Linked DNA regions of Homo sapiens: region 2 is linked to region 1. A link is an interaction called in ENCODE POLR2A ChIA-PET data of the cell type or tissue named here. Cell type or tissue: CD4-positive, alpha-beta T cell. All regions are shown on one strand. Each heading gives the region's core, and the rest is flanking DNA. Links, peaks and the distances in the headings are about the cores only.

What was found. Peaks named below come from ENCODE experiments on the same cell type or tissue, not always from the same donor. Only the 100,000 strongest peaks of a DNase experiment are listed, where the experiment ranks them.
Region 2: POLR2A ChIA-PET joins it to region 1 with 10 read pairs; 3 of 35 experiments call an interaction of 5 or more read pairs at or near these places.

The regions. Positions count from the first base shown.
Region 1 is chr20:44,951,938-44,959,265 of GRCh38, forward strand. TOMM34 (translocase of outer mitochondrial membrane 34) reads right to left here. Exons shown (of 7, transcript NM_006809.5): 2 at 4,449-4,548; 3 at 3,131-3,283; 4 at 1-65. LOC124904912 (a long non-coding RNA gene) reads left to right here and starts at 3,279. Exons shown (of 2, transcript XR_007067599.1): 1 at 3,279-3,683; 2 at 6,400-7,328. In CD4-positive, alpha-beta T cell, for the core only: no CTCF peak of the experiment used is centred there; no DNase peak of the experiment used is centred there; H3K4me3 peaks cover 10 bases.
Region 2 is chr20:44,733,126-44,743,913 of GRCh38, forward strand. KCNK15-AS1 (KCNK15 and WISP2 antisense RNA 1) reads right to left here. Exons shown (of 5, transcript NR_132377.1): 2 at 5,695-5,809; 3 at 4,386-4,445. Among named protein-coding and RNA genes, the nearest start is that of KCNK15, 7.3 kb to the right of the region's middle. In CD4-positive, alpha-beta T cell, for the core only: no CTCF peak of the experiment used is centred there; DNase peaks (open chromatin) are centred at 3,726 and 5,886.

The sequences.
Region 1 (7,328 bases), core at 2,329-7,328:
AGGGGATTGAGGGCAGCTTCAGGCGCCACTCAGGCCCAAGCGAGTCCATGAGAGCTCTGGTCATTCTGGAAAAGAAGGCAGGATTGCAGGGAGGTTTCCAGCTGGGTCAAGAAGATATTTCTCCTTTCACACACCCATGGGAGGTAGGCCTTTTCAGAAGAGCCAGAGCTGCCACCCTCCCCCTGGTCGGAACCACCTCTTTAGCTCCTCCAACACGTGCAATACAGGAACCCATAAACACCATCTCAGATCAGTCCCCATGACATTCCTTGAGCTTGGTCAAACTATGTTACCTTTAAAGTGGTGATCTGTTGCTTGTTAAGGATACTTAAACCATGATCCAAAAAGACTATAGTTTCTCCAAGAAAGAATCATACATTTTGTTTCATATTTTATCAATGAATCAAGTACACAACCATGCAAGCACCTGACATTTGTTTAATGCTCAGGCTTTTTAAAAAATGCAAAGCTTATGTCATTCTCAAATCTTACAACTCCTCAGGGGTTCCCAATTCCCTAGGCTAATGTGGCATGTGAGATCTGGTCCCCACCCCTTCCTGTCCCCCTTCACTGTGAGCCACATTCTCTTCTGATCCTTCTGTTCAAGACTTTGCACATGCTTTTTCCTCTACCCAGAACAACCATTTTCATTTTGGAAAAAGATTGCCACCTTCCAGGCCCGGCTAACTCCAACTTATTCTTTAGATTTCAGCTTAAAATGCCACCCAGAGACCAAGTTCATTCTGTCAACTGATCTCCAGCACCTGGTATGTCACCTAGCAACCACCAAGGCCCAATCAGTTATGTGTTGAATGAGTGAATAATGCTAACTGTATACTTTTTCTGCTCCTACAACCATGTTTCCTATATTACAAGAATAAAAACCACAGACTGTATCACTACAAATTCCAAGATGTCTCTGGCTAGGCTGTTTTCCTGGCGGCCAAGCTATTTCAAACCTCTGCTCTCCTCAAACCTGTTCCCTGGCCCTTCCCCTTTTTTAGAGCAAACTTCCTCATACCCCAAATACAAACCTACCTGCCTGGGTGCCCAATCCTTCCTATTTCTCTCCTGTCACAACAGAAGAGACAATGGGACCAATCCACCCACCTAAGCTCTGGATCCCATCTCCTCTTGCCTCTTTCAGGGACCACACCCAGGCAGCACCTCCCTCTCCCACATCTTCATCCTTCCTCTCTACTAACTCCAACCGTCAGCATTTAAGTCCCTTTAACTCTTTCCTCACCTAATAAAACCATACTGGACACCCCTTGCCATCACAGGTATACTCCCCAGCTTCTCTTCAAGCCTGACTTTCTGAAAGCATTGCCCTCTGGCTCCTGATCCCACTGACCAGCTTCCATCAGAGCCACCGGTGACTTCATTGCCAAACCTTTAATGTAAGCTCCTTGGAACACCTGACACTAATGATGTCTCCATCTTTCTTGAAATACTCCTTCCCTTGGGACATCAATGCCCTGTTTCCTCCCACCTCTCTAGCTGCTGTTCCTCTGTAAGTCCCTCAAATGCTGGAGTTTCTCAAAGCTCCATCCTCTTCACACTAGCTGTGATGTTCTTTTTCTTTCTCACAGCCCTAATCCACCTCTGCGCTGATGACCCTCAAATCCTTATGTCTGGCCTGTATTTTCTTCCTTTGTTCCATGTAAATACCCAACCGTCCTACTTAGATCTCTAGTCTTATGTCCCACAGTCACCTCCGACTGAATGTCAATAATCTGAGTGTCTTCTTCTATTCCTCCCTTCTCGATACCCCGCAACCACTAAAGCTTGTTGATATACTTCCTACATGTCCCCTGACTGGTCCCATTGTTTTCTCTCCACCCTCTCCCCTGGATTGCTGCATGACTCCTTTCTATTCTGTTGCCCTTCATATCATCCCTCAACATGGCAGCAAAGAGCTTTTCTCTAAAATACAAATCTGCTCATGTTGCTCCACTGCTAAAGACCTTTTCATAAAGGCTGACTTGCTCAGGATTAAGTCCAAGCCCTGAACCCTGGGTCTTGTGTGACTTGGCCTCACCAACCTGTCCCAAGCTGAGCTCCTGCCTGCAGCACCATGTGAAACCGACTTCTTACAATTCCTGTGATCTGTCACACTTGCTCACCTTTGCACACGCTGCTCTGTCTTCTGGCTAACCCCCTACCCCATATCTCTCATTCTTAGCTCACCTCCTCTGAAAAGCTCTCTCTGGCCTCCCCCTCTCCCTCTCAGCTAGCTAGGTGGCTCCTTTCTGGCCTCAGAGCCCCCTGTGCTGCCTCCTACCATGGCGCTTATCATGTTGTATTGTGCTTGCCTATTACTGACTGGTGTCTTCCTTGAGACCGGGACCTCTATGACGGCAGGAAGAGGTATGTCTCAGTCATCAGCCCAGGTCCTAGAGCAAAGTCTGTCACATAATTGGTAGATTTTGTGGAATCAGATAAGTTAAAAAGGAGGCAAAGAGAAAACAAAGAATGCTGGCAGACAAGTCAAGCCAGAAATAAAGCACTAAATACATACCATGAAGTCCCTGTTAAGGGTTTGCTATTAGTGCAGTGTTTGGCTTTCTAGCCGCACACGCAGAGGGGAAACATGATCAGTTATACAAATGACAATATCCATGAGATAAAAGCCAATAACTGCTCAGAGACCAGAAAGGAATTGCACCTGGGGAACCTCTTGGATTGGTCACAGTGCAATATACTGAACCATGTCCACAAACCATATCCTTTTAGGCTTGTCATAGCTGCTTGGGCTTGTGTCTTATTCTTCTAATTAGCGTTAGCGCTTTGAAGGTAAGTGGGGTCTGTATCTCTTTCTCATTTTGGTATCCCCCACTGAACCGGGCACAACACCTTAAACAGTGTACAATAAATATTACTGTGTACATAGATACTGTGAGGCACATGTAGGCAAATATCAATCAATCAATCTTAGTAATTGACTCCCTGAAAACCTGCTAAATAAAAAAGCAGATTTTCCTTTCTCAGCTTCCCCTACATGCCCATCGGGAGTTTTTTAAGTGTAGCCAAAGGGATCCCCTCAGAAGACAGACAAGGCAATGGCCCGCAGCCAATCAAGAAGGACAGGGAGTTGCCGTGGAGACCACCTGCTGGGAATGGAGCTCACCTGTTGATGCCTTCTACGGCTGACGTCACATTATCATCAATCTGCAGCACAGTCTTATAGTCAACATAGGCCATAGGGTACTTCTCCAGAGCCTCATAAGCAGATGCTCGCCGCAGCAGGGGCTTAATGCTGAAGGGAACCAAGGCCAGTGCTCTAGAATAGGAGGCAAAAATGTCAACTGGCTGGCTGCTGAGCCACCAGGGTTTCCCTACAGTTTCTTCCAGGCAGGGTTATCTGGAGCACTCAGCGTACAGGAAGTAATTTCTGGCCGAGAGACATGGCTAAAAACGCCAAACCTCAGAACAGGGATTTTTCAACGTAGACTGAAGTGAGGAGGAGAAAGAAGGCAGAGAAACATGAATTTTGTTAAATGTGTGTGCACATGCATCAATTTTCATAGTTTCAGTTCCCCCAAAATCAAGAACAAAAGCCTCATGGCTTTCATGCTACTATGTTTTTTTACAGTTGTGGTCTAGTGGGAATAACAAACAAGCTTTGGAGTCAGATGGGGTGGTGTCTGAATTCCACCTCTGCTGCTAACTATGTGACCCAGGTAAATCACTTTACTGCCCCAACCCTCAGCAACCAAGTTCTGGCCTGGGACACATGGTAACCGTACCCCACAGATTGGTTGTGAACACTCAAAGAGGGAAATCTGGCACAAGGCATGGCACAAATTAATTCAGCACAGGCTCTGTGAGTATGCTCACACCCCTCCTGCTCTCCTGGCTATCACCAGGGCAGGAATCTAAAGCAATGTCAGAGGACATCAGATCTGAGAACACATTTCAGGTAAATGTGAGAGTTTAATGATGATAAAAGAATATTAGACTGGCTTGAAGAAAAAGAGATATGAAACATTGTTCAGTGTCCTCTAAAACTGGTCATTCATGAATACCATTTTTTTCCTTTCTCCTTCTGAGACAATCTATTAACCTCTATTCCTCCTTCTTTCCTTCGCTCCCTTCCCCTCACATACTCCCATCCCAGAAAAGCACCTGGGCAAGCCAGTTACTGGTCTGCCACTCCACCTTATTCCCAGGTTTCAAATTGCACAAAGACTTTACGGCCTGCTTCTAACTGCCCATCCCACTCCTTTTTCGGCAGCAGAGCCAAGACTCCAAAGATGCAAGTCACGGGCCATAAGGACCAAATAAAGACTCCCATTCTCAGTGACCTGGTGAAACTCAGTGACACTTTCTTAATATCTGTCCCAGATGTAATTGATGGGATCCTTCCAAAGAAGAAACAAGCCAGATTAACCCAGCCTCCTCTTCTGAGACCCTCAGGCATCCCAAAATTACCCTTGGCCACTTACGAAGTGCAATCTTTGATGCAGTCTCTGCAGTTTCCATCCTTCAAGTGACATGCTGCTCGGTTGGAGTAGAGAACACTTTCTTCTTCTGGGTCTGAAGAACCTGCCCAGATAGAGTGGGGAAGATGATCAGTTTGGAAAATGGGTGCCTCAGGGCATTAGGATACATTTCAAACTCAGAGCTCTTTGGGCCTTGTGTTAAGGCAGTAGAGATAACTATAACCTGTTCAGGCTTGTTGGTCTGCTGGGCTGGCGTGTTTGTCATTCTTATGTGACAGAAGGACACTGCGCTTTTTGCCATTCAAAGGGAACCAAGTATTTCCTCATTCACTCATTCCAGCACTGAACTTGATAACAGACAAAAGATAAACAAGAAATAGCTAGCTTCTGCCTCAAAGAAATCCATGCTGTAACTACTTGGGTTTGGGTGGATAAATGGATGGATAGGTGTGTATTTTATTACAAAAAGCATTTAAATCCAAGAAAGAAAGAAAAAAAAAAAAAGAAAAGAAAGGGAGGGAGGGAGGGAACAAGATGATAAACGTATGATAAATGGATTGACCAAAAGTTGTAGGGGCACAAAACACCCATGAAAGACATGAGACTAGTTTTACCTGGTCAAGCCAGGGAGGACTTTGTCAGGGAAATGATAATTGAGCTGGGTGTGATGGGAGTACAGAGAACTTAATCAGGAAAAAGTCTTAAGCTACCCCATGGGGAGAATTATTAGACATTCTTCTAAGGCAGTCCTTACCCTCAGGAATCGCAGAGGCTCAAGTCCTTCACTGTGGCCACCATGATCTTTATTTACGTATTTTTTTTTGAGACAGAGTCCTGCTCTGTTGCCCAGCCTGGAGTGCAGTGGAGCGATCTCCGCTCACTGCAACTCCACCTCCTGGGTTCAAGCAATTCTCCTGCCTCAGCCTCAGCCTCCTGAGTAGCTGGGATTACAGGCACTCGCCACCACGCCTGGTAGAGACAGGGTTTCACTATGTTGGCCAAGCTGGTCTTGAACTCCTGACCTCAGGCAATCCGCCTGCCTCGGCCTCCCAAAGTACTGGGATTACAGACGTGAGCCACCGTGCCCAACCAACAATGATCTTTATTTTTAAAGATAATTTTCAACCACTTCATACCCACTAGTGTCGGCCATTATTTTAAAAAGAATTGAAAACAGGGTCTCTTTTTGAAAATTTTGAAACATACAGAAGACCATTATCTCAGAATCCACCACTAGATTTAGCACGTTATATTAGTTCCCAACTTTTTTAATTTTTAGAGACAGCGTCTCCCTCTGTTGCCCAGGCTGAAGTGTAGTAGCACAATCATAGCTCACTGCAGCCTCAAACTCTTGGGCTCAAGTGATCTTCCCAGCTCAGCCTACCAAGCAGATAGGACTACAGGTGTGTACCCCCAAGCCCAGTTAATTTTTAAAGTTTTTGTAGAGACAGAGTCCCACTGTGTTGCCCAGGTTGGTCTTGAATGCCTAGCCTCAAGTGATCCTCCCGCTTTGGCCTCCCAAAGTGTTGGGATTATAGGCATGAGCTATGGCACCCAACCCTTAAAAATTTTTTTGATAAGCTAAAACTCCAGCCATCCCCATCCTTATCCCTGTGCTCCCTCCCCAGACTCACAGAGGCCAGTACAATCCTGAAGTTGGTATGTAACATTTTCAAGCATGTTCTACATTTACATATATATGTATATATGTATATGTATATATGTATACATGTACATGTATATATATGTATATGTATATATATGTGTGTGTGTGTGTGTGTGTTAACAGGAAAGATACCATTTTATGTCTATTAAAGCATTTCCTAAGAGGCATCATATTGCCTATCCTTCTGCAACTTACTTTTTTCACTCAGTATCCTGTTGCCATGTTGATATTTGATATCTTTCATTCAATACCAACAATAACAAGCGTTTTCCCCTCTTGTTTTGCCAGGCCCAGAGACGGAAAGTACAAAGACTAGTAAAATACATCCTTGCCCTTAAGGAGCTAAGTACCCAAAACCTGTAATCCATCTTGAGTCACCAGAGTACGGTTGCTCAGAAACAGCAGTGGTGCGGTGGAAAGGGCATCAACCCTGCGATCCGGACAAGTCACTCCATCCCTCTGATCATGCGTGCCCACCTACCACATGAGGATATCACTTCATAGACTTGCTGGAAGGGTTCATTGTGTTAGCCTGTTCCCTGAGCTCTCTTCGTGATCAAGAAGACTGATCAGATAAATCAAGAGACTTGCCCAAAATTACCTAGGAAATCTGTAGCAGCAGCAGAACCAAACTCCGGTCCTTGCTAAATCTAGATACCAGGCTAGCTTTTCTATGGACCCAGAATTAACCCATACAAATGTACAAGCTTTTCCAGACCAGCTGGGGTGAGATGAATGAAAATGGCAGCAACATCAATACCTCAGCTTCTTCAGCAACTTCATCAAGTAAGGCTGCCATGAGGAAGTGGGCCTAAAGGAGAGTTTTCTAGAACAAAGAAGGGGGCAAAGGAGTGGCTTGAAACTGCAAAAAGTGCAGACAAAAAAAAAAAAAAAAAGAATGAAATCTGGAGAGGATGTGAGGAGAGGTCTAGCAAAATGATTAAAAATTTGGACTTAGCATCAAAGTCAAACAGATCCATATTCAAATCGTGGCTCTTCCATGTCTTCACTATGTAACCCCGAGGGAGCCAATTTAACTCTCTTGGACTCCTCCTTTCTAAGCATTTTATCCACAGGGCCATAATAAAGATCAAAGGAGATCGTGTCTAAAATGTCTAGCACATGGTAAATCACTCAAGAGATGCTAGCCAAGAAAAGGAAAAAAAGGAAGGCGGCAAAGGGAAATAGGTACTGAACGGTGACTCACAGAAACCAGG
Region 2 (10,788 bases), core at 3,390-8,389, 220 kb before region 1:
TCACTGCTTCTAGCCTGGGTGACAAGAGTGAGACCCTGTCTCAGAAAAAACAAAACAAACAAACAAACAAAAAGTATACAAATAAAAGTGTTCAGTTAGTCCAGTTTTCACAAATGAGCACACCCATGCAATCAGTACCTGGGTCAACAGCAGGACCATGCATTGCCTGCACCTCCAAAATCCACCTTGGTCTCCCTCTCTTCACTACCCACAAGATAATCACTATCCTGACTTCTAACAGATAGATCCATTGTACCTGACCAGAGGCAGCAGCCATCACCTGGAGACTTGTTAGAAATGCCCCATCCCAGACCTACAGAAGCTCTGGGAGTAGGGCCCAGAAATCTATTTTAACAAACCTCCCATCTCGTTAAAATCAGACACAGCTCCAGCTCGGGGGAGGACAGCAGTGATGTGCTGCTGCCTCCTTGTGGCATTTCCATGCATGAACAGCCGAGAGGCCACCTGCCAGGAGGAGGCTGTCTTCAAGGGGCAACTCCAACAGCCTCCCTGGGAGGTACCCCTCGACTTTCTGCCTAGGAAAGGGGAGGCAACCAATGGCCACCATGTGTCAGGTGCTAACGAAAAGGCCACCTGCCTCTCCATGGCTAAAATGTGGTCTAGGGTCTGAGGTGCATTCTCAGCCATCTGATTCTCAAGAATTCATCTTTTTTCACTTCCACTGACATGAATTATGACATCAGGGAGAACCCAAGGGCAGAAGTAGGGGCCAAGTCCTCTTCATCACCTCCAGGTTGGCTGACAAACTTGGTTGCAAGTGGCCCCATCACACTGGCCTGGTCTTTATCTATGGCCCCTTTGTCAGAGGCGTTAGACCAGAGCAACTCCATTTTGAGTAGGGGCTGGGTAAAATAAGGCTGAGTCCTACTGGGCTGCATTGCCAGACGATGAGGCATTCTAAGTCACAGGATGAGATGGGAGGTCGGCACAAGATACAGATCATAAAGACCTTGTTGATAAAACAGGCTGCAGAAGCTGGCCAAAACCCACCAAAACCAAGATGGCGACGAGAGTGACCTCTGGTAGTCCTCACTGCCACACTCCTACCAGCGCCATGAGAGTTTACAAATGCCATGCCAATGTCAGGAAGTTACACTCTATGGTCTAAAAAGGGGACACATGAATAATCCACCTCTTGTTTAGCATGTCATCAAGAAATAACCTTAAAAATGGGCAACCGGCAGCCCTGAGGGCTCTTCTGTCTATGGAGTAGCCATTCTTTATTCCTTTACTTTCTTAATAAACTTGCTTTCTCTTTGTGGACTTGCCTTAAATTCTTTCTTGCAGGAGATCCAAGAACACTCTCTTGGGGTCTGGATCAGGACCCCTTTCTGGTCACACCTCCACTGCCCAATGCCCCCTCACCACTGGCTTTCATGAAAAAGGTTTTAACGTCTTCGCTGGGCCAGGTCTTTTCATCCAGTCTCTGTTGGATGGCCAATAACCTAACGTGAACCTCTTCAGCAGCTTCTCCCCTGCCCTGAAGCCAGCAGGGGTGGGACACAGGTGACTGACTTGACTCCCTCTACCCTCTCAACCCCCTCACTACCACTCACCTCAAGGACACACCCTCCAGGTCCACTAACCCCCCTGCCTCTCTCAGTCTCTGAGACATCTCACTGCAGTCCCACTCCCCTGCCTTCCTCTCTTGACCCCTGCTCTGTGGCCATCTGACTAAAACCCAGAGTTGGAGAACCTGGTGGTATCACCGCTTACTCCAGATGGCTGATGATCTTTATGTTCTGGATCGGGTCTCAATCCAGACCCCAAGAGAGGGTTCTTGGAGCTCGCACAAGAAATAACTCAGGGTGAGTCCATAAAGTGAAAGTGAGTTTATTAAGAAAGTAAAGGAATAAAGAATGGCTACTCTAAGTCACAGGATTCTAAGTCACAGGATGAGATAGGAGGTCAGCACAAGATACAGATCATAAAGACCTTGTGGTAAGACAGGTTGCAATCAAGAAGTCGGCTAAATCAGAACCTGGTGGCAGAAACTGGTGCTGCGCTGCCTACTCCAGATGGCTGATGTGGCATCTGTGGAATGCAAAGTCTCCCTGAGTCTTTTCCCCACGTCAGGAAGATTGCTTAAGTATCAGACTGCAGTTGCCAGAATAAATCTAAATTTATTTTAAATGTTCATGTCAACAGTCATATTTGTAATGTTTTTTTCCTTAAAAAACATGTTGTACATATGGATGTTCGTCATTGCTATTTATACCTTTATGCCTGTCTTTATTAGCTAGGGTAAACCAGATCCCAGTAATAAATAAACCCGAAATCCAGTGGCATACCAAGGGACCAGGGGAGGTGGTAGTGTTACAGGAAGGGGGTCCCAGTCCAGACCCCAAGAGAGGGATCTGGATCTTGGAACTCGCGTAAGAAAGAACTCAAGGCGAGTCCATAAAGTGAAAGTGAATTTATTAAGAAAGCAAAGGAATAATGCTCCATAGACAGAGCAGCCCCGAGGGCTGCTGGTTGCCTATTTTTATGGTTATTTCTTGATGATATGCTCAACAAGGGATAGATTATTAATGCCTCCCCTTTTTAGACCATATAGGGTAACTTCCTGACGTTGCCATGGCATTTGTAAACTCTCATGGCGCTGGTGAGAGTCTAGCAGTGAGGACGACCAGCGGTCACTCTCGAGGCCATTTTGATTTTGGTGGGTTTTAGCCGGCTTCTTTATTGCAACCTGTTTTATCAGCAAGGTCTTTACGACTTGTATCTTGTGCCAACGTCCTATCTCATCCTGTGACTTAGAATGCCTTAACCATCTGAGAATGAAGCCCAGCAGGTCTCAGCCTTATTTTACCCAGCCCCTATTCAAGATGGAATCGCTCTGGTTCAAATGCTTCTAACAGTGGGAGTTTTCTCCCTGGTGAGAAGGAATATTTTAACACTAATGTTTAGAATTGCTGGCATGTGGTGATAATAAAAAGCAGATTGACTTTTAGACCTTTTCATTACTGTTTTAAAATTCTGTACAGACAATGTACCCCTTTATCACCTGCATCCACTTCCACTACCACCAGCGCCATTGGAACGTCACTGCCAAAATGCTTACTAGCCAAAGCACAAAGTCTATGTGTGTTACGTAACATTCCCTATGGGTGCTTCTGCTTGGTGGGCTCCCCTACATGGTGATACAGGGACTCAGGATCCTTCGTCTAGGGCTCCTCCTTCCTCTCTCCTTCTCCCAATCATCTGCATCCAGTAAGGCCTGACTAGGTCAGGGAGGAAGCCCAGACAATCAATTCATGGAGAGCCGGAGCCAGGAAGTTGCACACAGAACTTCTGCTCTTGTCTCATTGGTTAAAACTCAGTCACATGGTCACACCCAACTGCAAGGGAGGCTGGGAAATGTAGTCTATCTACATTTCATGTGCTATCACAAACATCCATCAGTCTTTGCCACAATGTCTTAAATATTTCACAATAAAGAAATGTCAAATGTTTGTGTTAGACAAGAATGTGGATAAACTACCTTCTTTCTCTAGTATAGGAATTTTACCATGGGACAGATAGTCATGGTTCAAAGTCATGAAACAAATGATCTCAAATTTTATACTGTCCCAGTGACCAGAATGCTGAGTTCACAGAGCTTTCCACTGCCTCTTTCTCCTACTCAGATGATTTCCCTTCTATCTGAGCACATGCCTAGACTACATTTCCCAGTCTCCTTTGCAGCTAGGTGTGGCCATGTGACTCAATCTTTACCAATAAAATATGAAGGGAAGTGACATGTGCCACTTCCTGACCTGAGCCTTACAAGTTTGTGTGCCTGCTTCGAGTTCTTTCCCCTTCCCATTGGCTGCAACCCTCTGTGCCCCAGCTTCCACTGTGCAGACAGGAATAGTATCCTGGGGCAGTGCAGTGATTCTCAAACTTGCAGAATCACTCGGAGGGCCTGTAAAGACACAGATGGCTGGGCCCCACACCTAAAGTTCCTGATTCGCTAGGCCCAGGATAGGGCTGGAGAATTGACATTTCTAACAAGTTCCCAGGTGCTGTTGAAGCTGCCAGTCCAAGGACCACTCTGGAAACCACTGTCCTAAGGAATGATGGGGTGCACTATGAAGAAACCTGGGTCTCTGAGTGGCCCCCTGGATCATAGCTGCCTTGACAACTTGGCAGCGCAGTTGAAAAAGAAGTAAACTTTTGTCTTCTTTAAGTCACTGCACTGCTGGGCATCTTTGTTACAGCAGCTTAACCTTTAACCACACTAACAGAGTTGGGATTCTGTCACTTGCAACCAAGAGTCCTGACCAATACAGACTCGAAGCTTAACTTCAGTAAGTTCCGCCACTAAGAGAGTTTGCTTCTTTTTTCCTGCTTATCCCAAACCCGCAGTTTTTTCATCTTACCTTAGTATTGACCAGGATTCCGGAAGGAGATATGCACATGCACCAAGCCCTAGGAAGGACCTGGAAGGTGGAGAATATTCCACTATGCTACAATCTTTTCAAACATTAACATTATTATTATCTCAACTACTTGCCTGAGTCCCTTGAACACAGGCCCAGCTCTGAAATGTAGTTGCCATGGGGTCTGGAAACAGCCCAGACACCCACTCCTCATTGGTGGGTACCTCTTGTGCTGTTTTCCTGGCTCTAGGTGAACATTCACACCGTGCAGGTAAAGAAGGGTGCAAATGCAGGTTATGGGGACTCGTGTGGCTCAAGCTCTACCTTGGAATGTGTGGCTCAGAGCCCTGGGGATCAAGCTTGGCAGTGGGAGAGGAGGTGGGGGGAAGGTTCCATGGCCCTGAGAGAAGAGGACTCACAACATCTTCAGGGCTCTGTTTCCTGAGGTTAATGGGCCCTCAGCAAAGCACTTAGAGGGTGTTTCTGTGTTTCTCTTGCCTACTCCTCTGCCATGAATAGGTGGGCCACAATGGGGTCCATGTAGAATAGTGTTTTTCCTATGGTCATTTAGCAAGTCTTGGACAGAGTCCATTTGAGAACCAGGCCTCCTGTCTCCCAGCCCAGGGATTTAAAAAATTATCCCATCCTAGTTTGGAAAGCAGCCATGTCCCGAACTGCAATATGGGCTCTGGCCTTTGGAGGACCAGAGAGAGCCTAGCAATGGCCTCTTCCACGTCCTGAAGAAAGTACTGCAGGGGGTGGGCACAGTGACTCACGCCTGTAATTCCAGCACTTTGGGAGGCTGAGGAGGTTGGATTGCTTGAGCTTAGGAGTTCGAGACCAGCCTGGGCAACATGGCGAAACCCCATCTCTACAAACAATACAAAAATTAGCCAGGCATGATGGCTTGTGCCTGTAGTCCCAGCTACTTGGGGGGCTGAGGTGGGAGGATAGCTTGAGCCCAGGAGGCAGAGGTTGCAGAGCCAAGATCGCACCATTGCACTCCAGCGTAGGTGACAGAGTGAGACCCCTGTCTCCAAAAAAAAAAAAAAAAAAAAAAAAAAAAAGTTCCTGCAGGCATGATATGGTGGTATTTGACACCTCTTGTCCGTCCTTGGCTTTGGGGCTTTAGCTGTAAATCTGAGACAATAGGAAAAGTCCCATTTAAGAGTCTCTTACATGTGTGTCATTTAACTTAATCCTCATGACAGCCTTATATGGGAAGTGTATTAAAGAGGGTAATGCTAGTTGCTATAGCGAACAGCCCCCAAGATCTAGTGGCTTAACACAATAGCAGTTTATCTCTTACCTAATATTGCAAGGCAGGTGTTTGTTCCTGGTTGGAGAGATTTCCTTTACGTGGTGATCCGGGTGACTTCCATGTTGCAGCTTTGCCATCCTGCAGGGCTTTGGGTTCTCTGCATCTAGACAGACAGGGATGGAGAAGCTCACCTACTTCCTCGAGGCCCTGCCTGGAAGTGACACTCACCACTCCTGCTCACATTCCATTGGTGGAGACTAGTCACATGGTCACACCTAGATGCCAAGGATGCTGGGAAATGTAGTCTCCAGTGGGGCACATGTCTTCCAGAGACAATTCCACACTATGGAGTCTTTTCCAGAGTTAGTGCACAAAGTCCTCTTTACTAATCTGTTTAACCAGCTTGCCAGGCTAACCAGCGCTCTCCATGCTCTCTGAATGCAACGCTACTGCCCCAGGCATACTGAATGCTTATGGCTAGTAAGCCATTCCCTAGGCCCCTGGTCGCCTTTGGCTCTTGGCCGTAGAAGAGCATGCTTGCCAACAGTCTGCTGGGTCTGTTCCCAAATCAGTTTGCACACAGCACACTTAATATTGTAACAATGTAACTGAATTAGATATTCCATAAACTGATGAAATATGAGTGCAAAAGGAAGAGATTTGTTTTTCTGAAAACTGAATGAAGACTGGTTGCTAAAAAGAATACTGTCAAATTAGGTGTGGAAGAAACAACTACAAAACATCTAGAAAAAAAAAAACCCACAAGAATCTAGAGGGATTCTGCACTCCAGTTGCCATACAAATGTCTGCAGGTCCTTGCCCCACTTTAAAGAAACCAGAATTGGCCAGGGACGGTGGCTCATGCCTGCAATCCCAGCACTTTGAGAGGAATTACAGGTATGAGCCACTGTGCCCAGCCCCTGCAGGACTTTCTTCAGGACATTATACCAGCTTTCCTTCCCTCAAAAGCCTCCTTAGCCTATATAAAGCGAAGATTATGAATAAATGTTAAGGGCAGGTTTCTGGAACCAGACAGCCTGTATTTGAATCAAGCAGTCCTCCTGCCTCAGACTCTCAAGTATCTGGGACAATAGGCTCACACCATGGCACCTGGCTTGAAATTTCAACTTAATTCAATTTTAATTAATTTAACTATAAATGGCCACATATGGTTACTGGCTAAGGCATTGGGTAGGGAAGCTCTGTGTTACACTAACATTAGCACATGTATTTCTTCACGTCTCAGGCTCTTTCTTTGCCTTGACTCTTTCTAGCCCATGATGTCTTGTGAAATGCAAGTCCTGCCCCCGTTGATTCAGACAGACAGCTCTTGATTCCAACATATTATGCTGACTGGGAAAGGGAGGGGTGGTCCTTGGCAGGAGGAAAAGGGACAGGCCTCTGTCTGTAGCAACTGGGCTCAAATTGCCATATGGCAGCAACTGCCACCTGTAACACTGCCATGCTAAGCTCCTCACTGGCAGGGAAGGGCTGCTGTCAAGAGCAAGAGCTCAGCAGCTGGTTCCCCCTCTCCTTGGAATTGTGACTTTGAAAAAAATCTCTGCATACTTCTGAGCCTCAATTTCCCCATCTATAGGGTGGAATTAACAATGCCTACTGTTGTTCTGAGGATTAAATGAAGTGAGGCCTGCTTTGTGCTTGGATCATACTAACTACTCAATCAATGTTCTCGTTTACTCTAACTCTCAGAGTCACCTTCCACTCAGACCAAATAAACAGCAGGGGAAAAAATAGGGTGGGATGGACAGAGAGAAAATGTTCTTTTAAAAAGTGTTTTATTGGCCAGGCACAGTGGCTCACACCTGTAATCCCAGCACTTTGGGAGGCCAAGGAGGGTGGATCACCTGAAGTCAGGTGTTTGAGATCAGCCTGGCCAACATGGTGAAACCCCATCTCTACTCACAATACAAAAAAAATTAGCTGTGCATGGTGGTGTGTGCCTGTAGTCCCAGCTACTCGGGAGGCTGAGGCAGGAGAATCGCTTGAATCCAGGAGGCTGGGGTTACAGTGAGCCGAGATCGTGCCATTGCACTCCAGCCTGGGCAACAAGAACAAAACTCCATCTCAAAAAAAAAAAAAAAAGTGTTTTATTGTGAAAATTCTCAAATATACATGAAAGTAGAGAGAATGGTTTAGCAAACCTCTATACTCCTATCACTTAGATTTTCAAATCTAAAACAAACCACAGTAAAGGTTTTTTTGTTTTGTTTCTGTTTGTTGAGGCAGGGTCTCACGCTGTCACCCAGGCTGAAGTGCAGTGGCTGATGGACCGACCTCCCCAGGCTCAGGTGATGTGATCACGGCTCACTGAAGCCTCGACCTCCCAGGCTCAAGTAATCCTCCCACCTCAGCCTCCCGAGTAGCTGGGACTATAGGTGTGCACCACCATGCCAGCTAATTTTTTTGTATTTTTTGTAGAGACAAGGTTTCGTCATGTGACCCAAGCTGGTCTTGAATTCCTGGGTTCAAGTGATCTACCCACCTCAGCCTCTCAAAGTGCTGGGATTACAGGCATGAGCCACCACACTCAGCCCAGCGTAAGGGTTTTAATAACTCCATTAACTCAGAGATATGGATCCTCATGAGGCTGAAGAACAAACTCTCAGTGGCTCCAAGGAAATGGTCACAAACACATGTTAGGACCTCTCTGAGCAGCCCTGCCTAAAACCCGTTAGAGACAGAGTCTTGTTCAGACAATTGTCATTTGTCCCCCAAATAATATCCTCATCGGCCTGGGAGCAGTGGTTTCCCCCACTGGGTGTGGCTATGTGTTTTTCTGGTGATACTCAAGATTCCATCTCTCTGGGTCCCCCAAACCGTATGTTTTGTCTTTCAGTGCCCAGAAAATTATGAGAGACCCCAAACTCCTACCAGTAACGTTGCTTAAATTAGCAAGAGACAGCTTTTAATTTCTTGTAACCCAGATCCCTAAATGACAGTCAGGCTACAGAAAAGCCACAGCGGCCACCTCTAAGGAGCTGGCACCTACTGTTCCCTGAGGTTAAAATAATCCATTCTTTCAGGAGAGAGACAAGAGAGAGATGTTATTAGGGAACGTGCCAGATCTTCTGGCTTTCTGGAAAATTACTGGGCTATAGTCTAACTATTAGAAATCAATCCCTTAAGATCCCAGTAGCCCTGGGGAATAGGCAGTGTGGAAAAGGGCAAAGAAGAAATTAATTGGGTGGAGGACAGTACTAACATTTGCTGGGCATACTCTGTGCTGAGCAGTTCTTCATACACTCCATTTAATCCTCACGGGAACACTGTCAGGCAGATATTCCTAGCCCCAGGTCACAGACAAGGAAACTGAAGCTCAGAGAGGTGAAGTTACTTGCCCAAGACACAACCAAGGTCTGGCTAACTCTAACACCCATGTTCTTCTTTGCCACTGCCCTACCCTGTGTGGCCTTAGGTGAGTCTCTCTCTCTCCTTCTGAGCATCAGTTTCCTCTCCCTGAGATGGGAATGGCTTGCCTGGCTCACAGAGGCTTTGGAAGGATCTAGACTCCTAAGTGCTTAGAAGCATGCCCAGCACCCAGCCTGGGACTGGGATTGCCTTTTTTGTCATCCTCAAAGCTGACAACCTTGGAGCTCTGAAAGAAGAAAATCCAAGGCCCCGCTGAGGGACGCGGGTGTGCCTCTGGGGCGATGGGACAGAGGAAAATCACTGGGTTCCCTCAGGTCTCCAAAGGAGGAAGGAGGAGAGGAGGCAGAGGGAGGTAAGCTGAAGGGGGAGGTGCCTCGGGTGTTGCTGTTTTTGGTGACTGCTCAGCTGACAGCTTTCCAACCTGAGAAACACACATACACAAAGTCTAACCTCCTCTGGCTTAAAATAGAGCCACTGAACCAAAAATGCCAAGCACAGGGCAGAGTCATCTGCCTGACGGAGCCAGACAGCTCCCCCATGGCCCCAGTAACATCCACCCCCAGTGGGCACACCTGACCAAGCGCCTCTCAGCTGCGCATCATGGGGCCCTCACAACAGTGGGCAAGCAAAGCCAGCCACGGATCCTCGGCCCCATCCCGGAGACAAGGCAAGTGAGAGCCAGAGAGGCGATGGGAGGGGGATAAAGCCAGCAGCATCTGGCCTGACAAGGATCATGACCTGGGGAACCGGACAGCCCTGAGTTCAATCCTGGCTCAGCCACAGCCTGGCTGGGAGGACTTGGCAGGTTAAGTATCTCTTGGCAGGTTAAGTGCCTCTGTGTCCTGGGCTGTAAGGTGAGAGTCCTGTGAGTGATGTCTGTGATTATGCCTCGCACAGGCAGAGTGTTTGGCCCTGTCCCTGCTTCTGGAAAAAGAATTTTCGACATCTGCACACAGACAGTTGTGAAAAAGGAGGAGAAGCAGCTACTGGCTAAGGGGCACCTGGATAGTGACACAAAACAGCTTCTATAATCCTCTACATGGTCCTATGGGGTGAGGGTCATTACTACCCCCGTTTCTCAGATGAGAAAACCAAGGCACAGGGAAGTACAAGTGTTCTGTTTATGGACACCTAGTGGTATGGTTTGGCTCTGTGTTTCCACCCAAATTGCATCTCCAATTGTAATCCCTGCGTGTTGAAGGAAGGACTTGGTAGGAAGTGATTGACTTATGGAGGCAGTTTTCCCCATGCTGTTCTCGTGATGGTGAGTGAGTTCTCACGAGATCTGATGGTTTAAAAGTGTTTGGCAGTCCCCCTCCTCTCTCTCTCTCCCGCTGCTATGTAAGACATAGCTTGCTTCCCTTTGGTCTCTGCCATGATTGTAAGTTTCCTGAGGCCTCCTCAGGCATGTGGAACTGTGAGTCAATGAAACCTCTTTCCTTCATAAATTACCCAGTCTCAGGTAGTTCTTCATGGTCGTGTGACAACAGACTAATACACCCAGCTAGGAAGTGGAGGAGCTGGAATTCAAACTCAGGTCTTATTGACTCCAGCTGTGTCCACAACCATGCCCTCATTAACTCTCCCCTGAGTGGGCCCTGCCCTTCCCCTAAGATCAGGCCATTCCCCACATCCCACTGTCTCCACAAACTCTTTTCGGGCTCTTGTTGGGCTGTGGGTCCTTGGAGCCCCACTCACTCCGACTCTGAGACTTCAGCCCAGGTTTCTGCTCCTCTGAAGTCTGAGCAGAAA